Linked DNA regions of Mus musculus: region 1 is linked to region 2. The links are chromatin loops, found by intact Hi-C in ENCODE. Cell type or tissue: heart. All regions are shown on one strand. Each heading gives the region's core, and the rest is flanking DNA. Links, peaks and the distances in the headings are about the cores only. Region 1 holds the start of Gm30713 (a long non-coding RNA gene). Region 2 overlaps Disc1 (disrupted in schizophrenia 1).

Evidence for each region. A loop is a pair of places that touch in the nucleus more often than their neighbours do. Peaks named below come from ENCODE experiments on the same cell type or tissue, not always from the same donor. Only the 100,000 strongest peaks of a DNase experiment are listed, where the experiment ranks them.
Region 1: it touches region 2 in a loop (2.5-fold over the local background); 1 of 42 quality-filtered maps calls a loop at or near these places.

The regions. Positions count from the first base shown.
Region 1 is chr8:125,378,462-125,394,999 of GRCm38, forward strand. Gm30713 (a long non-coding RNA gene) reads left to right here and starts at 7,423. Exons shown (of 5, transcript XR_879356.2): 1 at 7,423-8,027; 2 at 8,174-8,316; 3 at 8,888-8,909; 4 at 9,350-9,488; 5 at 10,084-10,381. In heart, for the core only: no CTCF peak of the experiment used is centred there; DNase peaks (open chromatin) are centred at 6,550, 7,460, 10,210 and 11,000; H3K27ac peaks cover 4,327 bases.
Region 2 is chr8:125,175,568-125,192,105 of GRCm38, forward strand. The region is part of intron 9 of Disc1 (disrupted in schizophrenia 1); the gene reads left to right. Among named protein-coding and RNA genes, the nearest start is that of Disc1, 130 kb to the left of the region's middle. In heart, for the core only: no CTCF peak of the experiment used is centred there; a DNase peak (open chromatin) is centred at 8,564; H3K4me3 peaks cover 1,266 bases; H3K27ac peaks cover 4,023 bases.

The sequences.
Region 1 (16,538 bases), core at 3,061-11,060, 200 kb after region 2:
TGCCCCCAAACACACACACACACACACACACACACCTACTGCCCACATTTCACACACACATACCACCTGCCCCCCAATACATACACACCTACTGCCTATACCACACATACACACCACCTGCTCCCCCAACACACACACCTACCACCCACACCACACACACATACCACCTGCCCCCAAACACACACACACACACACACACACACACACACACACACACACACACACATACACACACTTTTTTAAAGATAAAAATTTTTAAAGGATTTGCTGCTTTTACTAAGGTTGAAAAGAGAAATCTAGGCACTGGCTGCTCTTCTAGAGGACCCAGGTTCAGTTCCCACCACCCACACTGCAGCTAATAACCAACTGTAACTTCATATCCAGGGGATCCTGGCAGGCACCATTCGGGAGAAGCTGTCTGCAGTGGGCAAGTGAGCTTCCTGGAGACGGACCACTGTTTTGCACAGCTGTGATGGATGTACCTTGGAGAGGCACAGCCCCAGGGCCTCTGTCCCAGGATTGCTTTTTGCCACTGCTGTGCCTTCTCATTGTTGTCCTTGCTATACTTCTCATTTATCTGGCATGGTGCCATTGGACGTGGGGAGACCCTCACTGCCAATAGCCTGCTGCTATTACTCCTCCTGCAGACCAACATGAAGATGAGCTCGCTCAGATGAATGAAGGATTTTAAAGAATTCCTGACTTGACTTAAATAGTTTAGGAAGTTGGAGCAGTTGACAAAGTTTAAAGAGATGGTTTAAGTTGTTTTTGTCAGAAAGTTGGAATCAAGACTATAACGTGCCCCCTCCTTGTAGGTTAGCGAGGGCCGCCAAGGTTAGAAAGGAGCACAGCGAGCGTTCACGTGTTGCAAGCACACAATTGTCCTGGGACAAGTTAATGATCAAAGAAAACGTTTCATTCTAGGTTGGGTCTGAGTTCCTGGGTCTTGGATGTGGCCACAGGCACAGATCTCGGTGTGCACCCCGGAAAGGCAGGTTTATTAACAAAGCGTAAATAATTCTATGATGACTGTAAGAACAGGGAAAAGATGATTAGCCAGTTTAGCCAAAGAAGACTTCAACAATAAGACATAAGATAAACGGTGTCTTTCTTGGTAAATACAAATAGTAGGGGGAAACTTGCTGTTATTGACTGGCTTGCTTAAACTTTGTTAATCAATGACAAAAGAATAATTGCCTTGGGGTTACAACGAACTTGTGGAGAGAAAGATAAATGGGAAATATTTAGTTAGGTATGCGTTTAAACACCTGATCAGTGATCCTGTTGTAATTTCCTTTTGTGTAATGATTTTATTCTGTTTTTTTTGAGGAATATGTTTTGCAGTGATTGTTTTATAGAGAATATGTAACTTGTGGGTATGAGGTAGTCTTTTTCTTACATAGAGAACTGTCTTAGGAGGTATAAAAAGGCTAAGAGAAAAAAATGAAGTTGTTGGAGCCTGCCAACGCCAGTGCGTGCACATGCATGCACGTGAGTGTGCGTGTATGATTTCCTCCACTTTTTTTTTCCCTTCTTGCCAGCCCCCAAAGAGTTTAAAGAGTTCAGAGTAGTCTCTCTCCAGGCACAGGGGATGTCCGTCTCAACAAATCAAGCTTTATTCCTTCAGGGAAAAATCTGCTGACTCTACAGGGCTCCTCAGTTTCCCCCACCTAGTGGAAGCTGGCCTACGACGGGTCCCACGCCCTCTTCAGGCTTCTACAGGTACTGCATGTATATGATGCACAGACTCACCCACAAAACACAAAACAAAACAAAAACGAAGGGAAATAATTTTTTTAGAAGAAATTCATGCTATGTTTTCAAACTGCTATCCTTATTACAGATATATTAAAAAGGTCTTATTTAAACTAAACAATTTAAATTACATAAGATTATATTTCTGTATATCCTTGTTCTATGACTTGCCTGTGTTTAACAGAACCCAATCAACCCATTTTATTAATTATTGAGGGGAGTCATACATAGAAAAAGCACTTAATATTGTTTTTGTGTGTGTGGGGGATTTTTATTAATTAGATATTTTCTTCATTTACATTTCCAATGCTACCCCATAAGTCCCCCCAAACCTTCCCCCCTCCCCCTCCCACTTCTTGGCCCTGGCGTTCCCCTGTACTGAGGCATATAAGGTTTGCAAGACCAATGGGCCTCTCTTTCCACTGATGGCCGACTAGGTCATCTTCTGATACATATGCAGCTAGAGACACGAGCTCCGGGGGGTACTGGTTAGTTCATATTGTTGAACCTATAGGGTTGCAGACCCCTTTAGCTCCTTGGGTACTTTCTCTATCTCCTCCATTGGGGGCCCTGTGATCCATCCTATTAAGGAAAGCTGAAGTGCTGAGAGACCCAAGAAGGACCCGGGTCCACACAGAGAGCTCCTCAGCTGGAAACATCTTGACTCACAGATGTCACCCAGCTGTTCGGTAGAGGGTAGGTGTGTGAGCTTGTCAAACGGTTTGAGTGGCCAGAATAAGGACTCCTAACCTCAGTCTTCTCATTCATGCCTGACTCGGAAGGAAAGGGTGGGATGTGGGGTTTCCCAACGCCCCTTCATTCCCCATCGGACATTGCTTGAGAATGGTTTCTGACATTCACCCATCTATGGGTTTTCCAAGTTCATTACGTTCTAAGTCCACCGAGTATCAATCCTTTGTATGCAACAACTACTCAGAACTGTTAAGGCAGGGGTAGGATGGGGTGGGGTGTGTGAGGGGTGGGGCAAGGTGAGGTAGGGGTGGGGAGGAGTGAAGTGCGGGTGAGGTGGGGCACAGAGAAGTAGGGGTGTGTGGGGTACGCGAGGGGGTTGTCTCCCCTGCAGAGCACTGTGAGACAGTCTCAGAAATCTTCACTTAGGAACGTCTAAGATTGGAAACCAGGATCTGCCCTTTTAGGAATCCCCAGGAGACCCCTAGGTGGGTGGTAACCGAACATTGCATTCATTGGGTGACTACCTCAACTGTACTGAGAGGTTTTCTGCAGAGCCTTGTATATGACCTGGTATAGAGAGGCACTGGGAGACCAAAGATGACTCCACCCAAGTCCCACTTGGTTGGGTTACTTGGGGAAAGCGAGAGTATGGGTGGGGGATTAGGATGTGGTCTGAGTTCTCCCCAGGGGCTTGTGCAAGGGACACTAAGCCCCAGTGTGACCACGTGAGAAGTCACAGGCTCTTCAAGAGACAGCACCCAGTCAGTGAGTGGGTCATCAGAGGAGCTCCTGTCCTTGGAAGGTATTGATGGAATTATTCTAGGGCCCATGGTCCTGGGACAGCTGTAGTAAAAGACCTGCCTGGCCCCATGCTCTCTCTCCTGCTGTGTCAACTCTTCTGCTGCTGTGACATCCTCCAGGTGACCTTCACTAGAGCCCAGCAGAATCTGATTGCGAAATCTCTGTTGACAGAGCAAGTAGGTGGGAGGTGGGCTAAGCTGAGAGCAGAGGGAGCCAGGGTTTGTTTACCTGCAGTTGTTTGATGAGCAGCACCAGCTCAGAGCTTGACTGGGTTTCTGTAAACAAAGGCACCGACCATGACTCTTCGGGTTCCTTCTCAGCAAACAGTGCTGAGAGTCTGTTCATCTGAGCATCACAGTGTCACCCTGCCTTCAGAGCTTGCTGAAAATGCTTTGGGCTTGTGTGCTGCCTAGTTTTCTGTCAGTTTCACACAAGCTGGAGCCATTTGGGAAGAGAGAAACTCAGTTGAGAAAATGTCCCACCTCATTGGCCCATGGGAAATTTTCGTGATGGATGGTTGATGGGGAAAAGACCCAGCTCACTGGGGGCAGGGCCATGGTGGGCTGGTGGTCCTGGGTGCTTCAGGAGAGGCCTGAGCAAGTTGTGAGAACAGGCCAGTAAGCAGTACTCCTCTGTGGCCTCTGCTTCAGTTCCTGAAACCCTGTGCCTGCCATGTTTGAGTTCCTGCACTGACTTCCCTCAGTGGTTGAGTTACACTCAAGTACACACTGAAACGACCCTTTCCTCCACAAGTCGCTTTCAGTTGTGGTGTTTTACCACAGCAATAGAAACTGCAACTAAGACAGAATACTGTTCCCACTGTCCATCACACTGCCCATCACACTGCCCCACTGTCCATCACACTGCCCCACTGTCAAACACACTGTCCCACTGCCCATCACACTGCCCCACTGTCCTTCACACTGCCCCACTGTTCATCACACTGTCCCACTGTCCTTCACACTGCCCTACTGTCCATCACACTGTCCATCACACTGCCTCACTGTCCATCACACTGCCCCACTGTCCTTCACACTGTCCCACTGTCCTTCACACTGTCCCACTGTCCTTCACACTGCCCCACTGTCCATGACACTGCCCCACTGTCCATCACACTGCCCACTGTCCTTCACACTGCCCTACTGTCCATCACACTGTCCCACTGGCAATCACCGTGTCCCCCTCTCCCGCCACACTGCCCCCACATCTTATAGCAGTGCCCAGCTTTTTCTTCTGTCCCACAGCTGCATTTGGTGCTTAAGGAGATGGGAATGGTATGGAAGTTTGCAGGGGTCACTGCAGATGGCAGGAGCTAAGGCATCTGAGGTTAGGAGACCCAGTGCCCAGCTCCCCCTGAGCTTCCCTCATTCTCAGGGAAGAGACTTGCCTCTTAGATGAGTTGCAGTATTTTCAGGAGCAGAATGGATCTTCAGGAATGGACCTGGTGTTCACTCACCGAATTCTCTAGAATGTTCCAAGCCCACATCCCACACAGTGGACACCGAAAGGGTGAGTGTGCACAGCAAAGATAAAAATCACCTAAAGCAGAGAGAATTGCTGTGCGTGAGGGGCACCTCTTGTAATTCCTAAACTATGGCTAAGGAGAATGTCAGCATTTCGTTGCCTTCCCTTCCGGCATCTTCTCAGAGTTGAATGGATTCCAGCAGGTTTTCTCTAAAGCCTCATCAGGAAACCTCTGTAGTTAGGTGAAATTCATCAGGGTTTAGAATGAGCCCAGATTTCTGCAAATTCTTATTTTTTTCACACAAGGCTGGATGATTGTAGCTTTGGGACATTGAGATGCAAATGATGTACGAAGCCTGACATATTTGCACGTGTGCCTGCTGAGGTTCACACAGCTCAAAATAAATAAACAAATAAAATGCTGTCACCTGGGCTGTTGAGAGAGGATGAGGAGGCTAACGTTACAGAGCTTTGGGGGACAGTGGGAAGATTCTTCACGAGATCTTCAAGACCTTGCAACAGAAATCTCAACCCAAGTCAAACAAAGCAAAGACTGACCTGGTCTGGAGACTAGGCATGGAGACCAGGCATGCAAACCAGTCATAGAGACCTGGTCTGGAGACTAGGCATGGAGACCAGGCATGCAAACCAGTCATAGAGACCTGGTCTGGAGACTAGGCATGGAGGCCAGGTATGCAAACCAGTCATGGAGGCCTGGCATGGAGACCTGGCATGGAGACCAGACATGGAGACCAGACATGGAGACCTGACATGGAGACCAGACATAGAGACCAGACATGGAGACCTGACATGGAGACCAGGCATGGAGGCCAGGTATGCAAACCAGTCATGGAGGCCTGGCATGGAGACCAGACATGGAGACCAGACATAGAGACCAGACATGGAGACCTGACATGGAGACCAGGCATGCAGATCAGGCATGGAGACCAGACATGGAGACCTGACATGCAGACCTGGCATGGAGAACTGGCATGCAGATCAGGCATGGAGACCAGACATGGAGACCTGGCATCCAGACCGTGCATACAACCCTGTCATGGAGACCAGGCATGGAGACCTGACATGCAGACCTGGCATGGAGACAAGACATGGAGACCAGGCATGGAGACCTGACATGCAGACCTGGCATGGAGACAAGACATGGAGACCAGGCATGCAGACCTGGCATGGAGTCCGGACATGCAGGCCAGACATGCAGACCTGACATGCAAACATGACATGGAGACCATACATGCAGACCAGGCATGGAGACCTGACATGCAGACCTGACATGCAGACCTAACATGGATATCAGGCATAGAGACCTGGCATGGAGACCAGGCAGATCTCTCATGTTCCTGACATCTGCCTGAGGTCTGATGGATCCATCTTCTTTCCTCTTTGCCTTGCAAAGTTCTGGGGAGGACCTTTGATGTCAGCCCTCCCCCCTGCTACTCACTCTTTGCTTGATGCCACAGACATGTTTGTCCACCAGGGCTTGTTGTTAGGACTCAGGACTCCAACTACCGAAGAGAGGATGAGCAACAGCCTTGGACCTCAGGCCTTGGAGGGTGAGGTAGAAAGATTGATGTTTCACTTTGATCTTGAGCCAAGATGAACCAGAGAAGGGCTTTGCTTCCAATGTGCTTGCCGTGCCCACAGAAGGGCATTAAAACCCTGCCCTCTGCCCAATCAGGCCTTATGCAAGATAAGTCAGGCTGTTCTTGTTAGAAAAGGACAGCAGGCCTGCTCCTGTCTGGCAGCTGGTGGCAGATGACATGCCCGGTAGCCTTATGAACCTGCATAGCTCCTAGACCTAATCTTGGGCGTGTCATGAATGTCAGGGCCCTGGATGGAGGTCCATTGGTTTGATTTAACTGGCTCTGTGTGGTCTAATGAGCCAACACTAGGCTCTGGGCTCCAGGGTCACCACTATGGCCATGGGCATGGAGAACACATGTCTTCTTGGCCCACACCTTCATGCATGCTGAGTGGGTACAGCTCTATCCTCAGAGTTGAGAAGCCTTCTGAGTACTACGTCTTGCCTTCAAGTTCTTCTCAGACACGGCTTTCAGTTTGCCTAGGACTTAGGAGTTGGCTCTAAGGAACTTGTAGGCTAGCAGGACACCTGCCCCTTCCTTGGCCTTCCTTCTCCATGTCTGTGCTGGGTGCCCTAGTTTCCTGCCAGTCCCTGAAACCCACCATGGCTTCCTTGGCATCCTCGGTGCCCATTGGGGGACATGGTTTGGACTTCCACTTTCCTTTCTGTTGCTCTCTATAAGGAAGCTCATGAGGGGTCTGTTTGCCATGGTCGGGTGCAGACTCTCTAATAGCACTTTGTGTGTATGCCCTCCTATCATTACTAACACGGTCTCTCTATGGGCAGCTCCTCCCCCAACTCCTGCCTGCTCTCTCTGCTCCCACACAGTTGGCACAGTTATGACCAAAGATCCTTGGCACATGCTTCTCCCAGCCCTCCTGTCCCCTTTGTATTTCACAACTCCCAGTTTCTGCACCATGACAGACAGTCCTCTTTTACCCCCTTTCCTTTCTGGCTATTTCCCATTGGTCTCCTAGAGCTTGCCTCTGCAAGTCAGCACACACATTACAGGCGCTCAGTTGGGGCAAAGCCCTGGCCCAGCCAGCCCGTGGCAGAAGGAGGGGCTGAGAGATTTGGCCAACTGTTTAGCAGATGCTGTGGGAGGTCCCTGCTCCCCAGCAGGCAGGGGTGGGAGGAGCATGATTGGCACCTCCACCCACAGGCAAGGGACTGAACAGACTCCATACAAGGGAGGTGCCTGCTCCAGAGAAGGAAGGCCAGAGGAAGAAGGCCCAGTCCCACTGACATGGCTCTCGTGCTTTATCAGAACACATGGCTTGTCCTGGTCCTCTGAATTGGCAGGGACCTATGCTGACCTCACAAAGTCCCTGGGTACACACACTGTGGCGTTTGTGCTTTCTACATCGGCTATGATATTTACCAAGATGTTCGTGTCGCTGGGAACAATCAGACCATTCTAGAACTAATCAAAGCGCTACATTCTATTATAAACGCCTGAACAGATGAGCCTGCTGCCTGGAGTTCTTTTGGGGGCATAGGGGTCCCCAAAAGGGAGTTCTTGGGTTATAAATATCTCTTCTCTGCAAAGGCTGCTTGCTCTCTCTCTCTCTCTCTCTCTCTCTCTCTCTCCCCCTCTCCCTCCCTCCCTCTCCCCTCTTTCCCCCTCTATACTGAAACACCCCTGTGTCTAGGAGGGGCTTCTAGTGTAGCCAGAAGAGGCACAATCTTGCAAGAAAAAGAAAAAAAAACTATGGTACAGTAATCTGGAGCTGGGGTGAGGAGCAGAGGTGGGGTGGAGAGAGGGAGGGGGGAAGAGCGGAGTGGGGAGAAGAGAAGGAGAGAGGGGATGAATGAGAGAGAATATGTTGGTACTCAACTTGCTTTCTCTTTTTTATTTAGTCTAGGACCCCAGCTTGTGGGACAGTGCTTCCCACATTCAGGGTGGGTCTTTCCTCCTCCGTTTAACCTCACTGAAAACTTCACAGACACACCATGCTTCCATGGAGATTCCAAATCCAATTAAGTTGACACTTAAGATTAAGGTTAGCACATGACTATGGCATGTCACAGCCTGTGATGACTGTCTGTGTTGTGAACTGGGAATGGGAAGTGGCGACTAACCCCACGGGAAGCCCCGGTTAGCAGTAGCTCCTGTGTAACATTGTCCTTGAGTTAGGCTGGAAGGACACAGATGAGGAGTGGTGGTGCCCCTGTCAAGTGTAGAGAACACTCAGCTTATACTCTCAGTCCCGAGGTACCTGTGCCCTGTCTGTTTTTTGGTAGGGGTGGGGTAGGGTGGGGTGGGGCAGGGCAAGAGAAATGGGCAAAACAAATCCCACAGATCAAACTCTGCAACCAGTTAGCAGAAGTTCAGCAGAGGTCCTGTCTGCCCCTGAGGATGTGTCTGCCTCCACCCCCACCCCCCATCCCCCCACCCCGTCCCCTGGAAGGGGTTCTGTTGTGCTTTTGCCTTCTTGGCTCCAGTTTGCTCCTCCCTCCCAGCCAGGTGCCTGGGGAGAGAGAAATGAGAAGCCAGTGGGCACTGGTGGGAGCATGGGTTGTTCATTGGGGTGTGCCTGAAACATTCTCCCCTGTACTTTCTCCCACACTCAGGAGACGAGAGCTTAACCTATTGGTACTTCGGGGGTAATGCTGTGCACACTTCAAAAATAGAATCTGGAAGCAGATAAGTGTAGATGGTTGAGAATAGGATTCGATTTTGTGAAAGTTGTCCTTGGACACATGTGTATGTGTGTGAGTGTGTATGAGTGTGAGTGTATGTGTCCGAGTGTGTGTGATTATGTGTGTGCGTGTCTTTGTGTGATAATGTGTATGTGTGTGAATGTGTATGTATGTGTGTGTGTGAGAATGTATATGCGTGTGCATGTATGTGTGTAATATGTGCCTGTATGTGAGTGCTTGAGAATTTGTATGTGTGTTAGTGTGTGCACGTGTGAGTGTCTGTGTGTGTAAGTGTGTATATGAGAGAATGTGGGTGTGTGTATGCATATGGAGGCCAGGGGTTGACAATCCATGTCTTCCTCAATCACTCGTCACCTTATTTCCTTGAGGCAGAGTTTCTCACTGATCATGAACCTTGCTCCTGTCTCCAGTAACACTCTGCAGTGTTACAGTGCCTGGCTGTTTGTGTGAATTTGGACCCTCATGTTTGCGTGGCAAGCGCTTTGCATCTTAAGCCATGTCCCAGCTCCAGGTATAGTCTTGAAGACTACAGCCATATTTACACAGGTCTTCCTCTACACCATCTGCATGCTCTAGTTTGCTTTGCCCATTTGTCTTAGTCAGGGTTTCTATCATGACCAAGAAGCAAGTTGGGGAGGAAAGGGTTTATTCAGCTTACAATTTCACATTGCTGTTCATCACTAAAGGAAGTCAGGACTGGAACTCAAGCAAGTCAGAAAACAAGAGCTGATGCAGAGGCCATGGAGGGATTTTACTTAACTGGCTTGCTTCCCCTGACTTGCTCAGCTTGCTTTCTTATAGAACCCAGGACTACCAGCCCAGGGATAGCACCACCCACAATGGGCTGGGCTCTCCCACCCTTGATCACTGAGAAAATGCCTTACAGCTGGATCTCATGGAGGCATTTCCTCAAGGGAGGCTCCTTTCTCTTCGATAACTCCAGCTTGTGTCAAGTTGACACACAAAACCAGCCAGTGCACCATTGAAGCCCAGCCTCAGGAAAACCCATGGAATATACTAGCAGAGTCTGGTTTATGTACATGTGAAACACATGGCACCGTAGAGCCAGAGCCCAACCTGCCTCTCTGCTACCGTTTCTCCTCTAGCCTCCTGGCTGCCTTCCACTCTTGTCTCCTGTGTCACAGCTGAGTGCATCTATGATTTGAATGATGATCACATGAGCTACCGAGAGGACAGGCACGTGCAACAGGCACGTGCCACCATTTTTCTAAGGATGTTTGAAGACAGGCTGTGGAATGTTGTCTCCCTATTGTGGCAGCCATTACCACCTTCATCAGGGCAGCTGTGACTACTCTCAAGAGACCCTCAAGATTTGACCTGCTGACCTTTTTCTCATTGAAGGAGGGGCCGGGGAGGGTTATTAAACCCTTAGTTGAGATTTCATCCAGTCCCTCCTGTGTTCTTTCCTAGCTGTGTGTCATTCCAGCCTGGCTGCCCGAGGTCTTGGGAGGTGCTGGAGGTTACAGAGTGAGGGAGGGTAACTGAGAATCGGGGAGGGATGCCATCCATGCAGCTATGAGGAAGTCGTTATTCATGCCAGAGAGACTCCTACACTGCTGCGGTTTGGGGCTTACTCGTTCTCCTATAAGTGAGTTCAATAAGCCATGGGTTCACCACGGTGGACTCTGCAGGTATCACTCCTTTGCTCTGTTTCCACACTATCTTGGGGAGACATGTTTGTTTCCTTCAGGAAAATTAATGAAACACGAGGTATCAAGAGTGTGTCTGATCCTCAGAGACAGAGCAGCGTTCCACAGGAAGAGCCCTGTGGGGAATCTTGGAGGACGCTCTGGCCCCTGCCTGGCCTTTCTGCACTTGGTTCAGAATGACTCTGACATTCCTTGTCAAGCTTCTTGTATGTCATCTGCATTGTGACTGACCTCCTCGCTTCAAGTGCGAGTGTGAATGATAGTCCTAACTCAGGCTTCCTGCCAGATATAGAGACTGTCAGCTGAGGCTGTGTTCTGGCACCGACTCTCCACCCCTTTTGGATAAAGCTGGAGGATAAAAAGCTGGCTCTTTATGGACAGTAGCCAGTTGTCCAGACGCACTCAACCATATGACTACAGAAACATTTGAGGTTGTGTTCAAAACAAGGAGAGCTGTCGTGTTGTGGATCTGGGCACATGGTTTAGAGGCAGTGGACCCAATGGGTCTCAGTCACATGACACAAGCTCTCTGGTTATAGACCTGTCTATCCCTGCAACCCATTTTTAAGGGAGGGATGTAATTTCTACCACTGTTATTTCTGCTAGCTTAAGATCTCACAGAGCTGAAGTATATGGCCCCATGTCACTCAGGGGCTGCCTCTCGTTGTGTGTGGCTGATATGTGGCTATCAGTAAGGATGGTGTGGGGGTGTTCTAGGAGGACCAGGGGCTGGTGGAAGACAGAAGATACACATCACACAGCGATTCCTGTTTACTTCCATTTAAAAAAATAGTAGTGTTTGTGTGTATGCATGTGTGCGCGCATGTGTGGTCAGACATATGCCACAGCATGTGTAGAGGTCAGAGGACAACTTGTGAGAGTCAGTTCTCTCCTTCTACCATCTGGGTCTAAGGCGTGAACTCAGGTCATCGGACTTGGTGGCAGGCGGGTGCCTTTTCCTGCCATCTTGCTGGCCCCTGTTTACTTCCTTTTAACAAAATCATCCCTGTTTGAATAGTCCTAATTAATTCTTGCTTTTTTCCACACAGAGTTCAGTAAAAAGGAAACATTCATATAAAAATCCGGATTTTCCTCTTCCTGGGCTCAGCCATCCCAGTACTAATTGCTGGCCAGGAAGGGCCCAAAATAGCAAGGCTGCCAGTCCCTGCCTGGGCCCGGAGCCAGATCCCCAGAGAGAATGCAGGACGAAAGGGAGAGAATACTTGGGAACAGCCAAGCTCCTTCTAACGGCCTCGTCTGCGGAGTCAGGCATTGCCACCTGTCCCCAGTGCTTCTCTTTAATTACTGTGAGGCTGCTCTGTGACTGTCACCAAGGATGCTACCACTGCTGTTCTCAGCATAGTAGGGCCTGATGCAGGCTCAAGAAAGAGAGCCATTCCCAGGTAGATTTAGTCCTTTGTTGGCAAATCCCTATAGCATCCTTCCCCTGGGATACAGTACCAAGGCCTTCTGGCTCCATCTAGGCACACGAGAAGCCTGCATCTTTGGTGTCTGGCAGAAGATGCTGCCTGGGGTGGGGCGGGGAGGGCGGGGGTAGGAAGCAGCACTGGATGGATGGATGACATCAGCTGGAGCCCGTCCCCAGTGAGGATGCTGATGCTAGTTAATAACTAGCAGGACCCCAGTGGATGACACCATCTGCAGCTGAGCTGACGAATTAAGGTCTAAGCAGTGGGGGCTAGAGAGAACATTTTGGAAACAGGGCTGACAGGGATGCACACGTGAAGGGATTTTTTTTTTTAATTGCACTATTCTCAAAGGCATTCTGTTCCAGCCAACTCTGCCTGGCTGTCGGGTTGTGCTTTTGAGGACACAGCAGGGCAGACTGCTGTTGATGAGTCTGGGATTATGGAATCTCATTTCCACCTTAGCCTGAAACAGCAAAGCTGTATGAGTTCAGAAGAGGTTTCATAAACATTTCTGGACCTTGGGGATTTTTGTTTGTTTTATTTGTTTTTGTTTTTAATTATTTACAAAATGAAAGCAGCGGCATGTATCCATCAAGATTTTTGGATTAGCACAAGAGGAGATGGGTGAAACTGTCATTTCCTTTTGCTTAAAACAGCAAGGTTTCTGTCCTTAGGCAGAATGGGGGAGCAGTGTCTTAGTTGTAGGAGGGAGCAATGAGCTTGGGAGAAATAAATGTAGCTGGGTTGTCGCAAGGGCCCCTGCATGCAGGGTCTTACATGTCGTCCGTGGTCCCTTCCGATCTCTTACCTCTCTGTTTGAGGCTTCCGTCTCTTTCTGTGAAGATTAACTTCCTCCGCAAGTCAGCTCTTAAAACTCAAGTCAAAGGACAACCCCCAACTTCCCCACTTATTCTTGGTGGGTACACAGCTTTCTTCAGCTTACTTCTCAGGGGAAACATCTGATTGGCTCGTTCTTGATCAGGTGGCCAGCTCTCATCCAATTAAATTCCCTGCAAGACGTACCTAGCAGAGAGAGACTACATCCTGAAAGCTAGGAAATGGTTCTAGAGGGTGGAGGGCTGCTCTGTTCAGGGCTTTGTAACCTACAGAGGGCATAATGGACATGAAGTCTGGGTGGCAATGATACCAGGACCTTTGGCATGGGTCCCTGCACTTTTGCACCTGTGCCTTTAAGAACTCTTACCCATCTGAGCTGCCCTCAGCAGCGGTTTAGTGGACCGACCCCCAAGAAAGAGCCAGAAACAAATCCCTACTCTGAAGGTCATTTGGAATGTGGGCAGAGACACCACTCTGAATAACAATCAGAGGCGATGAGAGGTTTTTACTCAGGTGGGAAGACGTTTGGCTTCTTGGTGGACTTGACTACAGACGAAGATCCTCATCAGGAGGAGACCTTGGACTGAGGCAGCCACTGCTGTGGTCTGTGACCTCTGCAGGGTGCCCTTCCAAGGACATTAGCTACCAGGAAATTAACACTTCGCAAGTATAGGGTAGAGACCTCGGGGGTTGCTTGCTACAGGGCTGGGGAAGAAGCTCATGGCTTTAATGTTGGTTTCAGGGAGATGAGCTCACTTCCTGCATTGCACACTGAAATTCCATTCCTTTAGGTAGGGCCTGGACTCCTCTGAGCATCAGCCTGGACACTTTCACCCATGGGTTGGCTGCTTTTCTCATCTTTGTCATAAGATCTGGATAAAGCAGCTTGAGGGAAGATATATTCATTTTGGTTAAAGGGAAAACAGTCTTGCTTGGTAGGGAAGGTTCTGTGGCAAGAACAGCTTGTGGCTTTGGTTGGAGGAAGCAGAGAGGGGCAGGAAGCAGGGCTGGGCTGTAAATTCCAAGATCTGCCCTCAGGGACCACTTCCAAAAAAAAGGCTCTGTACTGGCTAGTTTTGTGTCAACTTGACACAGCTGGTGTTATCACAGAGAAAGGAGCTTCAGTTGAGGAAATGCCTCCATGAGATACAACTGTAAGGCATTTTCTCAATTAGTGATCAATTGTGGGTAGGACCATCTCTGGGCTGGTAGTCTTGGGTTCTATAGGAGAGCAGGCTGAGCAAGCCAGGAGAAGCAAGCCAGTAAGTAACATCCCTCCATGACCTCGGCATCAGCTCCTGCTTCCTGACCTGTTTGAGTTCCAGTCCTGACTTCCTTGGTGATGAACAGCAGTATGGAAGTGTAAGCCGAATAAACCCTTTCCTCCCCAACTTGCTTCTTGGTCATGATGTTTGTGCAGGAATAGAAACCCTGACTGAGACAAATTGGTACCAGCATAGTGGGGTATTCCTGTGACAACCTGACCATGTTTTGGGGAGGACTGTGGAAGGACTTTGGAACTTTGGGCTTGAAGATCCATTCGTTTTTAAGAGCTCTGTCAGATGTTGTGTAGGAGCTTGGAAGATAATGTTGAGAACAGTGTAGAAGATGGAGGTCTGGCTTGTGAAATTTCAGAGGGGAAATTAAAGACTCTTTTCAGGGCCATTGCTGTTTTGATTGTGAAGATTCTGTAGTTCTGGTTAGCTGGGGCTGAAGAATCAGCTGTGATTAACAAGATACCAGAACTACTAAACAAAAACTTTGCATTAGTGGGACTACTGATGCTGATACTGACCACTAATAAGAAATTAGTGGTGATTAAGAAGAGACCAGCATCGTTGAGGTGACATCTTCTGGGAAGTGTTTTCTGAAAGCACAAAGAGGTTGTGTTCCAGAGATAGCCAAGGTTGTACTCCTGCTGCAGTGGGACTTGGTAATGTGTAAGGGTCACCCAGGTGGTACTGGTTTTGAAGGCATGAAGGGGTCACACAGAGCAGCTGAGGCTCGGCACTGTAAGAGGCCATGGAAGGCCATTGGTGAAAGTGCAGCTTCAGTTGCAATTGACGCCCCAGGACTGAAGGGGTCATGCAGTGTTTTGGAGATGCCAGTACCATGAGATGACCACCAAGAGCAGCAGCAGCAGTGGAGTACAGGCATCTAGAGCCTAGAGGACGACACGTGTGCTACAAAGGGCATGGCTGGAGAAGTGACCCAAGCCCTTGGAGGAGCCCAGAAGATCATGAGTTGGATCCCAGACATTGGATGGTTGGAGATTGATTTTTGCTTTTGATTGTGACTGTGCCCTGATATTTTTCCCTCTTGAAGGAAGAAAATATTTTAGTGGAGCCCACAGTTAAGAGACTTTTAATTGTAAAAAGACTTTGGATTTTAAAAGATATTGGGCATTTTAAAGGGATTGACTTTTAATATGTAAAGACTGTGGGACTTTTAAAGTTGTTTAGATCTTAGGGATGAATAAGAAACTAAGGGTTGAGGCTTACCAGTGATATGTTTGTGTGTCAAGTTGACAAGGGGTCAATTGTACTGGCTAGTTTTGTGTCAATTTGACACAGCTGGAGTTATCACAGAGAAAGGAGCTTCAGTTGAGGAAATGCCTCCATGAGATACAACTATAAGGCATTTTCTCAATTAGTGATCAACGGGGAAAGACCCCTTGTGGGTGGGACCATCTCTGGGCTGGTAGTCTTGGGTTCTATAGGAGAGCAGGCTGAGCAAGCCAGGGGAAGCAAGCCAGTAAGTAACATCCCTCCATGGCCTCTGCATCAGCTCCTGCTTCCTGACCTGCTTGAGTTCCAGTCCTGACTTCCTTGGTGATGAACAGCAGTGTGGAAGTATAAGCTGAATAAGCCCTTTCCTTCCCAACTTGCTTCCTGGTCATGATGTTTGTGCAGGAATAGAAACCCGGACTAAGACAGCCTCCATCTCCTAAATGTTCCGCAACCTCCCAAAAGAGCACCACCAATTGGGGGTCAAGTGTTAAAACACAGGAGCCCAAGGAGAACGCCTAACACTGGAATTCGAACCCACTAGTGTATGCCTGACATTCCCAAGTGGATGAATCCTTCATAGCTCAGGAATTGGGCAGGGATGGGGGTCCAGCTCGTGGAATGCTCATCCTTCTAATATAGTAGATAGCCTAGATAGTAAGGGAAGAAACTGTATCCAAAACTATCCATGGCTGTGCAACCTGATACCCATCTAAATATAGAAAAATAAATACAATGTATAAGTTGGAGAGATGGCTCAGTCACGAAAGTGCTTGCCAGGACCTGGGTTAAAGGCACAGAATCCACATTTAAAAAATCTAGGTGTGGATCCAGTGTTCTTGTAACCCTGATACTGGGAGGTGGAGACATGAGACTCCTTGGGGCTTACTGACCACCGTTCTAGCCGAACCAGTAAAGTAAAATCAGGAAACGTAAAACAGAGACACTGTGTGAAAAAGTCAGAAAATGATTGCAGGACAACATCCAAGGTTGCTGCTGGTTGCCACACACCTGTGCACACATGTACATTTATACTTGAATATAACACACACACACCTATATGATCTACTAGCAATAACAGTCCAGTCCTTCAGAGTGGTATTGCTGTAGACAACAC
Region 2 (16,538 bases), core at 4,601-12,600:
AAATCTTATTTTTGGTTGTGAGCCTAGCCTTTAACGGCTGAGCCATCTCTCCAGCCCATCAAATCTTATTTTTAATGATGGTTCTTAAAACACTTTAACCTCTCTTGTAGCCCACCACCCACCAGTAGTAGTAGGAAAGAAATTATACAGGGGAAGTAGACCTGTTTAGAAATGATTCTTTGGAGCAAATCCCATCTGCATTGTCAAGAAGTCCACAGTTCAGTTCACAGGTCAGCAGTGGCAGCTCGATCCACTCACAAACACTTCTTAGATACGCCAGCAGTCCAGTTGAGTGGACTCAGGACAGCAAACAGGAATCAGCAGTGGTGGCATGACCTAGCAGAGACAGCCAGGCCTCAGCCTCAGCTCCAGTCGGCAGGAGGGACCAAGGCCAAGAGGAACACCAGGAAAAGTTCTCGGCTGTGCCTCTCTCAGTGAAGTGAAGACCAGAGAAGACTTGAGACCAACAAATGTTGCACAGCTAGCTCTATAAGCAAGCCAAGCTCAGCCTCTGTCACTGGCCATCGAGTCCTTTTTAAACTCCCTCCAAATATCACATGTCCTCCACGGGTCTTGCCTCAGTGCTCAGCACGTGAGTCTGTCTCAGCTGACATCACTCTGCCCGTCAGCTCAAGTCCTCGGAAGCAGCAAGAAACTTCAGCACACCAACAGAAGGTTTTTTTGTTTGCTTGTTTGTTTGTTTGGTGTGTTTCTCTCTATGGAGTTCTGACAAATGCAGCTCAACTACACTTTGTAAGGAGGACCAATACATGTGTGTCATTAGCCAAGAATCCTTCATCACGTGTCCTTTCACGTGCTTGCTTTAGTAGAACATTCTTTTTCTTGTGTCTGCTTCAGGGAAGCATCCCTTCATGTGTTTGCCCCAGCAGAACACCATCCGACAGTTACCAGTCATGGTTGGGAGGGGGAGGCAGAGAGCAGAGCAGCTCACAGGATGGCTGCCTCGAATCACGAGGGGACATAGAAAGTGGGTGGGGAACCAAAGTACCTAAGGACACACTCCAGAGATCCACTCCCACCATTACAAAGGCTGAAAGCAAAAGTCTAGGATATTATTTTTGGAGCCAATTGGAGTAGAGGAACCTGAGACCTTTGATGGGAGAGAGGACAAGGGGGGAGCTTGTCCTCCGAGCTCAAGGTCAACCCAGGACATTTCACAGGGAGGATTTTACAGGAGTAAAAACCAGTGGTTTGGACACTTCCCAGCTAGAACATGATAGGATGTGACCCCCAAAGCTCAATAGACAAATATTCCAAATGATCTTTTCTTTTCTCTCTTCCTTTCTCCTTCAGGGTATTGAACTTAGGTCATTTGTCTTAAACATCTTTATCTTCATCACCAGGAGATTGTTTGATGGGGGTGTGTCCTGGGGAATGACACTTGTTTTTCCCTTCCTCATCGGATTCATCCGCAAATGGAGATGAGGCTCCAATTTGTGGCTCAATTTGAAAGATGAAAAATTTAGACCTGTCTGTCCTCACTGAACGTTTTTCGCGTGTGCGTTCAGTAAAGATTCCGGATGCTATGTCAGCTCTTAGTTTGCTGAAATGTCCCAACCAAATCACCCTAGTACCGTGTGAATCCGGATTTGAAACTGTCATTAGTGGGTGAGGACTCTGCCTCGTGGGCTGCCTGCTCCCATGGTGCTCTGCTCTCTGCACCCCTCCCATGGTGCTCTGGTCTCTGGCTGCCCCGCCCCCATGGTGCTCTGCTCTGTAGTTGCCCCACCCCCATGGTGCTCTGCTCTCTGGCTTTTGCATTCAAAGCTTTGTTTGTGGCTTGGCTCCATACTTGCTGAGGCTTCAGGGAATATAGACTCGCACAAATATTTATCAAGCTGAGTGACCAACTGTGGGATGGGAGATGAACTGCTCCATGTATATGGAAATCTCTGAGCTCTGGGCTGGATTGTGTGTTCATCTGACCCAGAACATTGAAACCAGATAGCCCTATGATGTGCAGAATAAGGCAGGGCAGGAACTCCCTGCGGTGGAGAAGAGGAGAGGAACACCAGAGTGACTCACTCTCTCTTTCACCCACCCTGCATCTCTGTGTTGCTGGAATGTCAATCATGATGCGGTGGGATGACCACTATTTGAAATCTACAGTTGTCAATCTTGCGTTGCATTTACTAAGATGCTCTTCTGGCTCCAGCAGCCCAGCAGAGTATACTGAGTTCATGCTGTCCCACATCCCTGCTCAAGATCATGCTTGAAGGTTGGAAACCTGAGAAACCCATAAGTCTTTGCTGCAGTGGCTGGAGAATGGGGACTTTCCTCTCATATTCTTGGGTTTTGTGTCAGACTTCCCATCTCCCTGACAAATACCTGAGAGAAACAAGTTCAAAGGGCGAGAGTTTATTTTGGCTTAGGGTTTCAGAAACGTCAGACTGCGCACAATCTGGTTCCTTTGTCTCTGGGCCTGTGGGGAGGCAAAATATTGTGGTGGAAGGATATGAAGCATAGGGGTCCACATTGTGTATCTGGGAAGCAGAGAAAATGAGCAGGAGCCAGAGCCACACCCCCTAGTGACGGACTTCCTCCACAGGCCCTGCCTTCCACACTCCTGCACAGCCCCTCCATCTGCCAAGCATCTATTTAGATTTCCAAACCGTGGGTGGATTAAACCACCGAGTTCTCATGCTCTGGAAAGGCCCTCATAGCCAGGGTGCAGTGTACTAACCGCTCTAGGCATCTCTCTACATGATGGCGTTGACAATAAGATTAAATAAGACAGAGGGTCGGAGACTCCTGTGTCTCCATGGGTGAGGAACAAACTTCAAGCACATCCTTGCCTTCAAAATGAAAGCAGAGCCCCTGACACCAAATCCATCTGTCCCGGCACATTCCCACTTTTAATTTGTTTTAAAATTCTTGCATTTGATTTCCTAGACTTCTGTCATTTATGGAACTCAAAGCTATGTGGACAGCTACCACCATCTGGGTACCATGATGGACGGGTTTTGTCTGAGTATCACTGGCACGTCATTTGCTGCTGGATCTTGCTTTCCTTACAGCGGAGGTATGGCCTGTGGTGGATATCCCATGAGCACCTACGAGTTGTTTGGGTGATGCTGAGAATTTAAATAATGTAGGTGGTAAATGAGCTGCTTTTCATCGCTACAACAAAATATTCGACTAGCTGGGAAGGAGAGGATGTCTTTTGTTCCCGGTTTCAGAGGGTTCAGCCCACGTCAGCAGACACCATTGCTTCTGTGCCTGTGCACCGTGGCATCACAGCAAAGGGGCACGGTGGAGCAGGACTGCTCACCCCATGGTGAATGGAACCAGAGACTGTTGCAAGCTCTGTCTTCTTTGCCAGTCCTTTATCCCCACGAGACCAGATGTGGCTGTGTGTGACTGTTGACAGTCCTCCTGGAAGGAGGGAGTAGGGAGAGTTATTGGACCTTGCCTGAGTATCTGACCTCTCCCAGGCCGAGTGTAGGGGTGATTCCTCACTGTTAGAAGTAGATGGGCCTGTGCGGCAGGTGGGTGAAAGGCTTTTGAGAAATGCTCTTGCTGGACTTTTCATAGTTCTGGGTCTCACAGCAGAAGTCTTCTGAAAGAGTCTGGCATCCCAGAGAATTTTCTAGTACTTGAAAAGAATTAAAGACTTTGACAGCCAAAGACACATTTGGCATGGCACCAGAGCAAGAGAAGACTGTGTCAGAGAAGAGGGACGCTTCCAGAAACTCTCCAAAGTTGAGCTGACAGGAGGGGGAAGGTCCTTCAGGAAGACTTTAAGAAAACAAAGGTTCAGTTTCTGTCTCTCATTGCTTCGTGCCGCTATAATTTTGCCCAACGAGGACACTGTACTCATTTAGACTTATCGCTGCTACATATCCCCACCCCTCTCATCCCTTGTCTGTGTTTCTTTGCTCTGAAGGAGGCTGTCTCCTACCTGCAATCCCTCGCTGCTTTGCTCTTTGACCTGGGTTCTGTCTTTCCAAACCAAGGCAGCTGCTTCTATCTGGAGCCAGGGGCGTCTACACCCAAGAGTCCAGCAGGCAATGCCTGACCACGTATCAGATGCTTCATGGGCCACACATCTGAAAAGAATTCCGAGCCGCATCCATTGCCTTTGCCTTTGAGTGAAATCGTTTCTAAAGAAAGTCTTCAGCTTAACTTTCTTCTCTTTCTACAAATGTTGCCATAGGCAAGCCCAAAGAACAGCGCCTTAGCAGGTCCTCCCTGCTCAAAGAACAGCTCCCCAGTAGGTCCTCTCTGGCTTCCTCAGAGCCTCCAGGGACCCAGCGAACATTTGGACAGACATGTTGCTTTTGGAAATATATCAGCCCAGTAGACAGATTTGCTAAGTCATGGCTGTAATAGTCTTAATGTGATTTGTGACATAGGATGGTGATGTTCCTGTCACTCACCAAAGCCCTTCCCCAACAGAAACGCTCTGAGTACTATATAAATATCATTTAGCCCGTGTCCCACATTAGTGGTCCATTGTGGGGAAACTGAGGCCTATGAGTGAGACACGCCCGTGCGCATACTGATGGTTGATTGCTAGCATGTGCCGGTTTCCCATCTGCAGTGGGCGTGTGGGTAGTGCATGATAGAGGTTGTCAGTCTACTTAGTGAGGGGTATATAAGACAAACAGCCACTTGATTAGTGGGTAGTAAAAGACAAATACATCATTAGTGATGAAAGAGTGTCCCGTCATCACAGTACGTACAAAGTTCATACCGAAGTCCCCTCGGGGTCTACAGGCTCATTGCCAAAAACCACCAGACTAATAAGAATTCCATTATGATTGACACGGTTTATAAAACTTTTTAATGAAAATATAGTTTCATGTCAAACTCAGATAAATTCGGACCCTGATTTTTAATAAGATGGTAGGGTCTCTTGCAGATCCTTTGGGGAGATTGAATCATAAAGCTGTCAGGAGGCAGATCGCTGTGTCTTTCCAGCGCTGGGGTCTTTGCCATTCCATCTGTTCTTTGTAATGAGTCTTTTGGTCCCCATCTTCAGAAGGGTAAGAGGACTAAGCAGCCAGACTCTGTCTGCTGCCCCGAGATGTAGTGTAGATGGCATGAGTCCTGCTGTCCTGCCCGGCAACTGTCTTGGGGGCAGCGGGTGAGAAGGCTTGAAATCAATGGCTCAGATGGGGGAGCAGGCGAGAACACAGTGAACTTAGTTATTAATTCTTGGGGAGCACCCTTTATATCCTCCACTGCATCCCACTGGTCCCAAGCAAGCATGTCTTCCAAGTGGCAGTTCCCGATTGGCTGTCATTGTCTGCATCACCAATCTTTAGGCTCTCAGACAGTCTTCAATTAGGTCCTCAGGCAGAAGTTGCCTCCATGGCTGCATGGCCAGATTAGAATGCTGAGTCCATGGGAGACATAAGAGGATCTTGAGTTCCAGGCTAGCGTGAGCTATATAATGAGACCCTGTATCAAAACTCTCTCTCTCTCTCTCTCTCTCTCTCTCTCTCTCTCTCTCTCTCTGTCTCATAGGGAGAGGTGCTGATACTAAACTCTGGTTCCCTAATTGATTCTTGACTTAGTTGATAAAGGAGGTCGGGAGCCAATTGCTGGGTGGAAGGGACAGGTCCTTCCTGGTCCCAGGAGGAAAAAGAGATGCAGGGAAAGAGAAGGCGGTTTCTGGCCAGGCTTTGGAAGGAGACGCACAAAAGAATCATGCAAGATCTTGGGGAAGGTAGAACCAGGTGGCTTCCACCACCAGCTCATAGCAAAGGAGGTTGAAGGAAGCTAGTCAATAAGTTTAGGGCAGGAGATTCTGTGCTCAGCAATTGTGTTAACAGGCAAATTCTAAAGTAATAAAGCTGTCTGAGTGTTTTTCATCCATGGAGCAAAGGTGGAGGGAGAGAGAGAGAGAGAGAGAGAGAGAGAGAGAGAGAGAGAGAGAGACCATGTGGATGATGGAGGCTAGGTGGAGCTAACCTGGGAGGAACAAGAAAAAAAAAACAAAAACAAAAACGGAGAGGGGCCAGAGCAAGGGTGGCAGCCCCAGGGCTGAGGACACGGGCAAAGGCAATAGTGTATTTTTTTAAATTACATGCTATACACATTAGGCTGGGAGATATCTCAGTGGGCAAAGGGCTTATTGCATAAACATGGTTAGAACATGGTATCTGGTCTCTCCTTCTGCACCCGTGGTTTATTCTGTAAAACAAAGCAGTATTATAAATATTCTAAGACAGATATTTTATTTCTCAAATTTAAATTTATTTTTTTCCACTGATCATAAAAGCATGAAGATATCACACATTTGCAGAGTACCATGTGGTGTCCCACCACGAGTGGAATACTTAAATCTGATTAAATCCCCCTCTCTCCTCAGGTGTGAATTCTTTCTCTTCTGTATGTGTCAGCGGACATTGAGCTCAGGGCCTTGAGTGTGGTGGGCTGAACACGGGGTACAACTGAGCTTAGCTCTGTGCTCTTTCTAGTTATCTGTTTCTTTCCCATGTGCACACACGTGCCATAGTGCATGTGTGCTCAGAGAACAGCCTGTAGGAGCAGGTTCTCTCCTTCTGCCACTTGTGTTTCAGGGATGAAACTCAGGTGATCCAGCTTGTCAGCAAGCCCCTTTATCTGCCGAGCCTCTTGCTGGCCCAGCTCCATATTATATTTTGGTGAAAACAACCAAACTTCTTTTTTTTTCAGGTTTGAAATAATTATTATTGTTATTTATAGTTAGTCCATTGATAAAAATTTGACCATTAGGATTGGGATCTTGGTCTGAACTAGTCTCTTCTGGAAGTTTTTCAGTGTATCTAGTTGGGGACAACGCCATGTGTGGGGATAGAGCAGAGCCAGTCCTGTGTCTACCCATGTCCCTGGGACCATCACTGAAACTGAGAGAGACACCTGTGAGGCCCTGTGCCAGAGAAGAACTTGAGGCTAGAGAATGTCTATTAACCCAGAGAGGGCCCAGGTCCCCCAGACAGTTCCATGCAAGTCCAGTCTGGTGAGCCAGTGAGTCTATCAGGGTTACATGCATGGGGCACAGAGACTGAGGGGCTGAAGAATTCCCACCCTGTCGTGGGCGAGGACTCTCAGAAGCTGCACTTCTGCAGTTCCTCATAGACTGATGAGTCTCCTCTAGTGGGCAGTTGTTGGTTGATGATACAGCCTTGAGAAGGAGCCTGGGAGTCCTGTAGGTTTCACGAGTTTCCCTGCTCCTTGTAAGAGGAAATTTAAAAAAGATTTATCTTAAGTTTAAGAGTGTGTGTGTGTGTGTGTGTGTGTGTGAGAGAGAGAGAGAGAGAGAGAGAGAGAGAGAGAGAGAATGAATGAGTTCTCCAGCACGTGAGTTCAGGTATCATGGAAGCCAGAAGGGGGCATCAGAAACCCTGGAGCTAGAATTATAGGTGGTTGTGAGCTTCCTGATCCGGATACTGAGAACAGAACTCATGTCTTCTGCAAGAGCAGTAGGTGCTCTTCTCTGCTGGGCTGGCTCTCCAGCCCGGAGGGAATGCCTGAGTAACATTCTGTGTATGTGCCCAGTAAGCTTTCCCAGAACTGAGTCTGTGTGACACTCCTTGTCTGCCTCTGAAGCATATTTACTACTCTCAGTCTTCATGTCTGGAAAGACCCCTGAGCACCCTGAGCATACAGGCCAGTTACCGTCTCCACACTGGCTTGTGTCTCTATCACCGTGTAAGGGAAGCTGACAGAGCGAAAAGATCCCAGAGACTCACACAGAAGGGGGTCGATCAAGTCTTTGTCCGGTTATAACTTCCTTTTGAGGCAGGGTCTTTCTCCGTAGTCTTGACTGTCCTAGAGCTTGTTACGTAGGTCAGGCTGGACTCAAACTCACAGAGATTCCCTGCCTCCTGAGTGCTGGGATCAAAGGTGTACACCACCACTGCCCAGACCAAGAATCTTTAGTCCAGTGAGCACTGGGATGTCTTAAAAGAGTAATACTACTAAGGATGATGAATCTTTCAAGAGAAAGTTATCTTTTCACCTAATATATACTTGTGTTGGCATAGCAGTACACAGCTTGGCATGCCTGCCTAGCCCTGCAGGCCACACACACTGAATTTCTGCTTCCTCCTCACAGCTCTGCGTTCCTCAGGCACCTCCCCTTGTGATCCAGTCTCTCTTTTACAAACAGTGCACAGAACCTCTACGGGTGAGGGGCAGCTCTGGGCCAGTGGTCCCTTTGTCCCGAAGTTATATACAGGATCTTCTCAAGATGTGGGCCACTGGAGGGAGATGCCATCTTAGAGGATGGGAAGTCTGACCTGGCTGCTGGCTTCTCAGCCAGATCTTAGAAGAAGAGGCAGGAAGAAGGATGGTAGGAAACTACAAAGAAAAAAAAAAGGGAAGAAAACACAACTCTACCCGAGCTACCGTGCTCTGCACGGACTGGACTCCCCTTGTAACCCGGGTGAAGGATTGTAACTAAGTTGTGATTAAAACCAGGAGTGAGAAGGGTTGTAAATAAGTTGTAATTAGAGCCAGGAGTGAACTCTCAGGAAGGGATCAGGAGCAGCGCCACCCGGACTATGGCCACAAGAGGGCGCTGTGGTGAAGCTCACCAGCCGAGGCTCTCGCTGCTGCTGGGAGCCAGTCACAGAGAAACTCCAAGAGAGGGGCATTCTGGGAGCTCGTCTGTCACCTTGAGAGACTCAATCTTTCTCTTGTAAAACACAGAATAAAGTAACAGATACATCAGCACAGCTGCATGCCTTTTGAGCATCCTCTCCATCCTGGCTCTTGGCTCTGAGCGGTTGTGCCGGGTCCTGTACCCTCTGCGCACCTGCCTTGAGACATCTATCTTCTTAACAGGCTTGATGACAAGGGATATTTTATTTAAACCCTCTTTCAGAACCTTACATTGCTTTTCCACTTGTCTAGTTGGTCGTCAATTGACCTGTCCTTGTGGCAGGAAGTGAAGATTTAAAGAAAGATTGACGAAGATGCCTTTGCGGCTCCTGTTCGGCACAGACTTGGGTCGATGCCTTTGAGGTTCCCTGTACAGAGGACTCTGTACAGTGAGTGGTTGGAGCTGCGTTTAAAAGGTAATAATAGAGGCATGAGCCAGGCACCAAGGAGAAGCTCAAAGCTCCCGTGCCAGCCGCGGGGAACCCCAAACTGATTGCTTTAATTAATTAGGCTGCTGGCAGAGCTGTGGGGCAGGAGGAATTCATCTCCAAGCCTGGTAAAAGGCTGAGGACGCTGGGTCTCAGGCACTCAGCCCTGCAGTTCATGGTTGTTGTTGTTGTTGTGTGACCCACTGGCTGGCTGTTTTCCTCTCCTACAGTGCTGTTAGATTTTCTTAGAAAGTAAGTTACTTATTTGACCTGTGTGTGTGTGTGGGGGGGGGTGTATATATGTAGGGGTTCATGTGACATGGCACATGCATGTGAGCCATCCTGCTGGCCCTAGGAACAAAGATTTTTAAGCCCTCCCAGAGGATGATCATTTCTATTGAAGTAGGAATCCAGGTGAGGCAGCAATGAGAATAGGGGTGTGGCTTAATGTGGGTGTGGCTTAGTGTAGGGGTGTGACCTAATGTGGGTGTGGCTTAGTAAAGACTTGTCTTTGTGGCCATTAACCCTCACATTGCCAACATGGCTTAGACTGTCTTTGGAAGGGGAACAGGAGACTTCAGAATCCACTGTCACAGTCTGTCACTGGGCTTCAGGGAGGGTTCTCCCAGGCCCACCGAGTTCTAAGATCCCTGTATAGGTGGCTGTGATTAAGATGGGACAGACTCAAACTCAAGATGCCACACATCACACATCGTGGGGAGTAGAGCGTTTTGAAGGCAGCCATGTGCCACTGGCTGAGCTCCAGGATGGGCAGAGAAGTGAGTTCCTAAACTCCAGACCCTCTGCCACCCCCTCTACATGGGGCTCCTTCCCTCCTCATAGATCCTTCCACTGCCGGCACCAACGATGACCCCTTTCTATCTTAGTTATATGGTATGTTTCTGTGTGTGTGTGTGTGTGCATGTGTATTTTAGTGTGTGTTCATGTGTGTTTCAGTGTGTGTGTGTGTGTGTGAAGGTGTAGTGTATATATGTATGTGTGTATGTGTGCATGTCTGTCAGTGTGTATGTGAAGATATGTGTATGTGTGTGTGTGGTGTGTGTGTAGTGGTGTGGTATCTGGGGTCATGGGGATGGCAAGCAATGCTCAAATGTTTTAGGTCACCCAATGGCATCTATTCAATAGACACCTTTGCCTGCCACCCTGGTAACCCAAGACCATAGGTTCCATAGCTATCTGGCCCCTAAGCATTCCTGAGCAGATACCAGGGACCCCCTGGTTGTTTTAGATCATGTATCAGGTAACTGTGTGGATAGCAACTGAGCCTTCGCTCACTGAGAGACTCATGAAGTAGCCATTGGCCCAGGCATGGGGGTGTCTTTGTCTAGCAGGTGTTATTGATCTGTTAGCCCATGGGTGAGCTCAGGAAGGCTATGAACATTGCCCAACATATTTGTAGATGTCAGTGTTGTATTGCAACTTGGAAAGTCGGGTGCTCTTAGTAGAAGGATCAGTACCCATCTCTCAGAAAGACGCTGTCATGTTTACTTTTGTACTTGACCCCTCAGTGCATTGAATTATACAGGTATTTTACCTCCTTCAGCATTGACTTTCATTATTGTTAAACACACACACCACACACACACATTACACACATAGACACCACACACACACAGAGGTACATTACACACACAGACACCATACACATACACACTCGCACACACATACACACCTAGAGACACGTGGACACACACACAGACACACATAGGCACACCACACATACAGACATACAGACACACCACACATACAGACACACAGACACACCATACACATAGACATACATATATAATACACACAACACATAAGACACACACATACACACAGAGCCACATACAGACACACACAGACATGCACACAGATATCCAAACACACACAGAGACGTACACACAGAGACACACTCAGACACATACACACAAACACACACACAAACACACAGAGACACACAGTCACACACAAATACAGAGAGACACACACAAACTTACACACAGACATACACAGAAAGACAGACACACACAGAGATACACACACAGATACACACAGAGACACAGACACACACACACACACCACCTCTATCTTAAGTGTCCATGCTGTGGGTTCTTGTTGCAGTGGTTTTTCTTCATTTGCTTGGGAGCTCCTGTGACTCCCAGCTCTTCTGATATCAGACACAGCTGCACATCACTCTTGATCTCGGGACCCTACTTCCAGTTCCTAGCCGACTACAGAACGAGGGGACTGTGCACAGAGAAGGGCTTCATTCCAGAAAGGCTGTGCCGGGTGGGTCGCTGTCTCGGAGGAGGCTCCAGTGTTTGCTGTCTGTTTTCCGTTCCTTTTCCCGTCGTCACTGTTTGACACTCTGCCGTTGTTTGCCCACTGTTGCCTGTGTGTCCCTCTTTCCATCTGTTCTTAAGAAAAGTTTTATTTTAAACCACCCCAGACGACAGGAGCTGGGTCTTGACAATGCTTAGGGTGGCAGGAGAAGAAAATCCGTATGGAACCGCTCCCCTCCCCCTCTTCTGCCTCTGACAGACTTCTGTTGGGGAGGCAGCCTGCCTCCAAGATAAGTGCAGGTTTCAGAGGTAGGTTCCCTGCGCCCCAAGATAAGCAATTATTTAATAAATTGGCTTTGACATGAGCTTTCTCTTTTAATACTTCCCTTGCCGTTGTAAGATAATCTCCTGCATGTGATTTCCCATTGCTGGCGTGATGACCCGCTGTGGCTCACCTCGGGAGCCTCTGCCTCTTCCTCAGGTGACAGATCCACGTGGAGAGAGATGGCCAGATGTTGGGAGGTTGCTCTCTCGGTTCAGTGCTTGCTATGCAAGCATGAAGACCAGTGTAAAAGGAGAGAGGGAAGGGGGGGGGTGAGGGAGAGAGGGAGGGAGAAAGAAAGGGACAGACAGACAGACAGACAGACAGAGGTGGCGCATGCTTGTGATCCCAGTGCTAGGGAGGCTGAGGCATTGGAACCTCTAGGGATTTATAGTCAAGAGGCTGAGTTCCAGGCTAACAAGATACTCTGACTCAAAAAGAAGGTGGATGGTGTCTGTGGATGGCGTCTGTCTGCAGATGGTGTCTGTCTGTGGATAGCGTCTGTCTGCGGATGATGTCTGCGGGATGACTCCTGAGGCTGTCCTTTGGCTTTTTATCTAGACATTTGTGCACTTGTGTGCTCACTCACACACACATACACAGCACACAGGCACACACTATACACACACACCACAGACACACACCACAACACACATACACACACACTATATACACATATATACCATACACACATACCTCAGCCACACACACACCACACATACATACCACACACACCACACACAGGTACACACCACATACACCACATGCACCACACACACCATACACACTACACACAATGCAGCACACACCACACACACATACCACATACATATACCACAACACATATATACACACACTATACACACATATATACCACACCCCCCCACAGCTATATACACACCACACATACACACCACACACACTACAACACACACACCATACACACATGCACACCACACTGACTCACATACATACACCACACATACCACATACATGCCACACATACACACCCACACAGTATCCCCACCACCACATATACACCACACACACCATACACACACCATATACACCACATACAGGCATTCATACCACACACATGCCACACATACACACCACACACAATATACCCCACCACCACCACCACATATACACCACACACACACACCAATGAGGTGGGCTTGACTCCCTGCATATGTGGCTGTGGAAGGGGCGCCAACCCCAACGCTTATCTCACAAACTGTGTCTTCCCTGTCAAGTTCTGAGGAGCACTCCAGTGTGGAATGACCATTTAAGGAGATCTGGGCAAGCACAGCCTTTGATCTCCTGTGGATTCAGAAAGGACTCAGGAGTTAAGGGATCATTCCAGTAGTCAGCGACTGGCTGGCATCTGTGCCTTCCAAAGGCTGCACAGGACAGACCCCAGAGAGAGGAGTCCCAGAGAGCCCTGGCAGGGGCATTCCGTGCTTCGGGCTGGGTAGCGAACCCACTGCAGCATCTCACGGAAATCTGCAGGGAACCAGCTGAGGGCTCCTGGGGACACACTGGGGAGGGGAAAGACCCTGTGTGACAGGCTGCTGTGAGGGGCTGGGTACCGGTGTTTGTCTGAACTCTAGCTGGAGGGAGGATCAGGGTACCGGTGTGGTGTCAACAGGTTTAACTGAAGTCATCACAATGCCTTGGTGAGCATCAGCAGGCACGGGGCTCAGAGCCTGGGCTCTGGGTGATCCAGCTGCTGTGATGTTCTGCCTAAGCACATGGGGTCAGTGGCCCATGGTGTTGGAATAGCCAGCACGCCATGGTGGACCCATGTAGGAGAACCAGGTTCATTCTGTGAGCCAGGACATGGAGATACAGTACGAGACTAGTCACCTTGAAGGGCACACCACCAATGAGCTAAAGACTACCCATTGGGTAACCCCAAAGTTCTACCATCTCCCTATAGCACCCAGGGGCGACCTGTGGGGAGCATTCATCTGACAGACAGCAGTCCTATAGGAGGCTTCAGGTGATGGGAAGGGCAGGAGGAGCCCTTGGTGGCACTGTGGCTTTCAGTGGCCACCTTTTGTGGCTGTACAGAGAGCTACAAACCTCAGGCTGATTGGCTCAGTCTGTTGTCAGGGTCTCCAGCTAGGTGGAGATAATCTTGTGTTTCACCTCCTTCTGAAAAGGCTGGGAAAGGGAAGGGTTTTCTCCTTCCCTCCCTCCCTTCCTCCCTCCCTCCCTCCCTCCCCCCTTCTTCCCTCCCTCCCTCCCTCCTCCCTTCCTCCCTCCTTTCCCTCCCTCCCCCCTTCTTCCCTCCCTCCCTCCTCCCTTCCTCCCTCCTTTCCCTCCCTCTCCCTTCCTCCCTCTCCCTTCCTCCCTCCCTCCCTCCCTCCCTCCCTCCCTCCCTCCCTCCCTTCCTCCCTCCCTTCCTCCCTCTCTTCCTCCTTTCCTTCCTTCTCTCCTTTTATTTCTATTTTTAAGCTAGCAATCGTCCTTTATTAAGCATCAGAAAGATAAATCACAAATTGACTTCACAGTGTGTAAATAATCTGGGGGAGGCAGAGACCAGACCGGGAGATGAGACCTCGATGTCTACGGCTGATGGTCCTATCTATGCCGTGCTGAATGCGAGTCTCCTATGGGGACATTTTCATTATCCTAGCCAATTAAATTAAATAAATTTAAAAAATAATTATAACAACATTGGGTTTCATTTAATAATAGGATGTTGTTCCTGTGATATCTCTCCTGTAATATATGACAGACAACTAACATTGTCTGTTTCAAAACTTGGTATTAATGAATGTGTCAGACTCTTGTTATTTTGGGGCAAGGTTTCACGTAGCCCAGGCTGGCCTTGAACTTACTACATAGCTGAGGGTGACCGGAAGCTCCTGATCTGCCCATCCACTAAAGGAAGTTTCCCTTTTCATGCTTTGTGTCCTGCTTCCTGCCACCTTAGAGTGTTTGGTTTTCAGGGTCTCCTGATGCTGCCCTCATCTTCAGGGGAGGGAGGAGATAGGATGAAGTAAGACAGAGGTTAGGGAAGGGGGGGTGGGAGAAAGCAGGGGGAGGAGAATGGGAAGGGGAAGATAGAAACAGAGAGACGGGGAGGGGAGAGAGAAGGAGAGAGGGAGAGGGGGAAAGAGATACAAGAGAGACATAGGGAGAGGAGAAAGGGGGAGAAGGGGGGAGAGGGAGAGGAGGAGAGACAGAAGGAGAGAGAGAGAGATGGAGAAAGGGAGAGAGGCACAGAGAAAGGGGAGAGACATAGGAGAGAGGGGGGGAGAGACACAGAGAGAGACAGAGACAGGGTGGGGGGAGAGAAGGAGAGAGGGAGAAGGGGAAAGGGAGAGGGGGGAGAGGGAGAGAGACACGGGAGGGAAGAGACATGGGAGAGAGGGGGAGGGGAGAGACGGAGAGACAGAGGAGGGGCGAGAGGAAGAGAGGAAGAGTGAGGCACAGGGGTGGCGAGAGGGGGGAAGGAGAGAGAGAGGGTCTTGCTGTGTCCCCCTGGCTGATCTGGCACTTTCTATGTATAGACCAGGCTGGCCTTGAACTCATAGAGATCTTCCTGCCTCTGCCTCTCAAGTGCGAGGGGATTAACAGCCAGGCCAGTCCTCACTTAAGTTTTTACCTGAATTTAAGAGTTTCCCAATTCAGCCAGTCTGGCCAGCTAAGAAAGCCCCAGGGATCCTCCTGTCTGTCTCCTCATCATGGATTCCCCACCACGCTTGGTTTTGATGTGGGTGTGTTATCATTCTGTGAACAAACCTGGCAATATGATGCTGGGTAGGTCTCTGTGTAAGGATTCCATCCAGGTCAGGGGAGGTGTTACTTTAGCCAGGGATGTGTGAATGGAGGGGACAGGCACCCTCTGTCCTTGACCTCCCTTCTCATGGCGGATTTCCTGACCTTTCCAGGGCTAGGTGGGTGGTCTGGAGTGAGCATCTGTGATGATGTTCACGCTGCATCCATTTCCATCCATCCAGGCCTGGTTAGCACGCTGGTTGATACAGGCTGGCTGTCACAGACATTTTTAACAAAACTCACCTCTGCACTAAGAGAGAAGTGTTGCCTCCGAGCTTCTTCCACTGAAACATGAACAACCGACAGCTGGGCTCTCTGATGCTAAAGCTTCTGCTGGGGCCAAAGGCAAACATGGGGGAGCTGTGTGCCCATGGGGGAGCTGTGTGCCCATGGGGGAGCTGTGTGCCCGTGGAAGAGCTGTGTGCCCACGGGGGAGCTGTGTGCCCGTGGGGGAGCTGTGTGCCCGTGGGGGAGCTGTGTGCCCACGGGGGAGCTGTGTGCCCACGGGGGAGCTGTGTGCCCACGGGGGAGCTGTGTGCCCGTGGGGGAGCTGTGTACCCACGGGGGAGCTGTGTACCCACGGGGGAGCTGTGTGCCCACGGGGGAGCTGTGTGCCCACGGGGGAGCTGTGTGCCCGTGGGGGAGCTGTGTGCCCACGGGGGAGCTGTGTGCCCACGGGGGAGCTGTGTGCCCACGGGGGAGCTGTGTGCCCACGGGGGAGCTGTGTGCCCACGGGGGAGCTGTGTGCCCGTGGGGGAGCTGTGTGCCCGTGGGGGAGCTGTGTGCCCACGGGGGAGCTGTGTGCCCGTGGGGGAGCTGTGTGCCCATGGGGGAGCTGTGTGCCCACGGGGGAGCTGTGTGCCCGTGGGGGAGCTGTGTGCCCGTGGGGGAGCTGTGTGCCCACGGGGGAGCTGTGTGCCCGTGGGGGAGCTGTGTGCCCATGGGGGAGCTGTGTGCCCACGGGGGAGCTGTGTGCCCACGGGGGATCTGTGTGCCCATGGGGGAGCGTGTGTGCCCATGGGGGAGCTTGTGTGCCCATGGGGGAGCTGTGTGCCCATGGGGGAGCTTCTGTGCCCATGGGGGAGCTGTGTG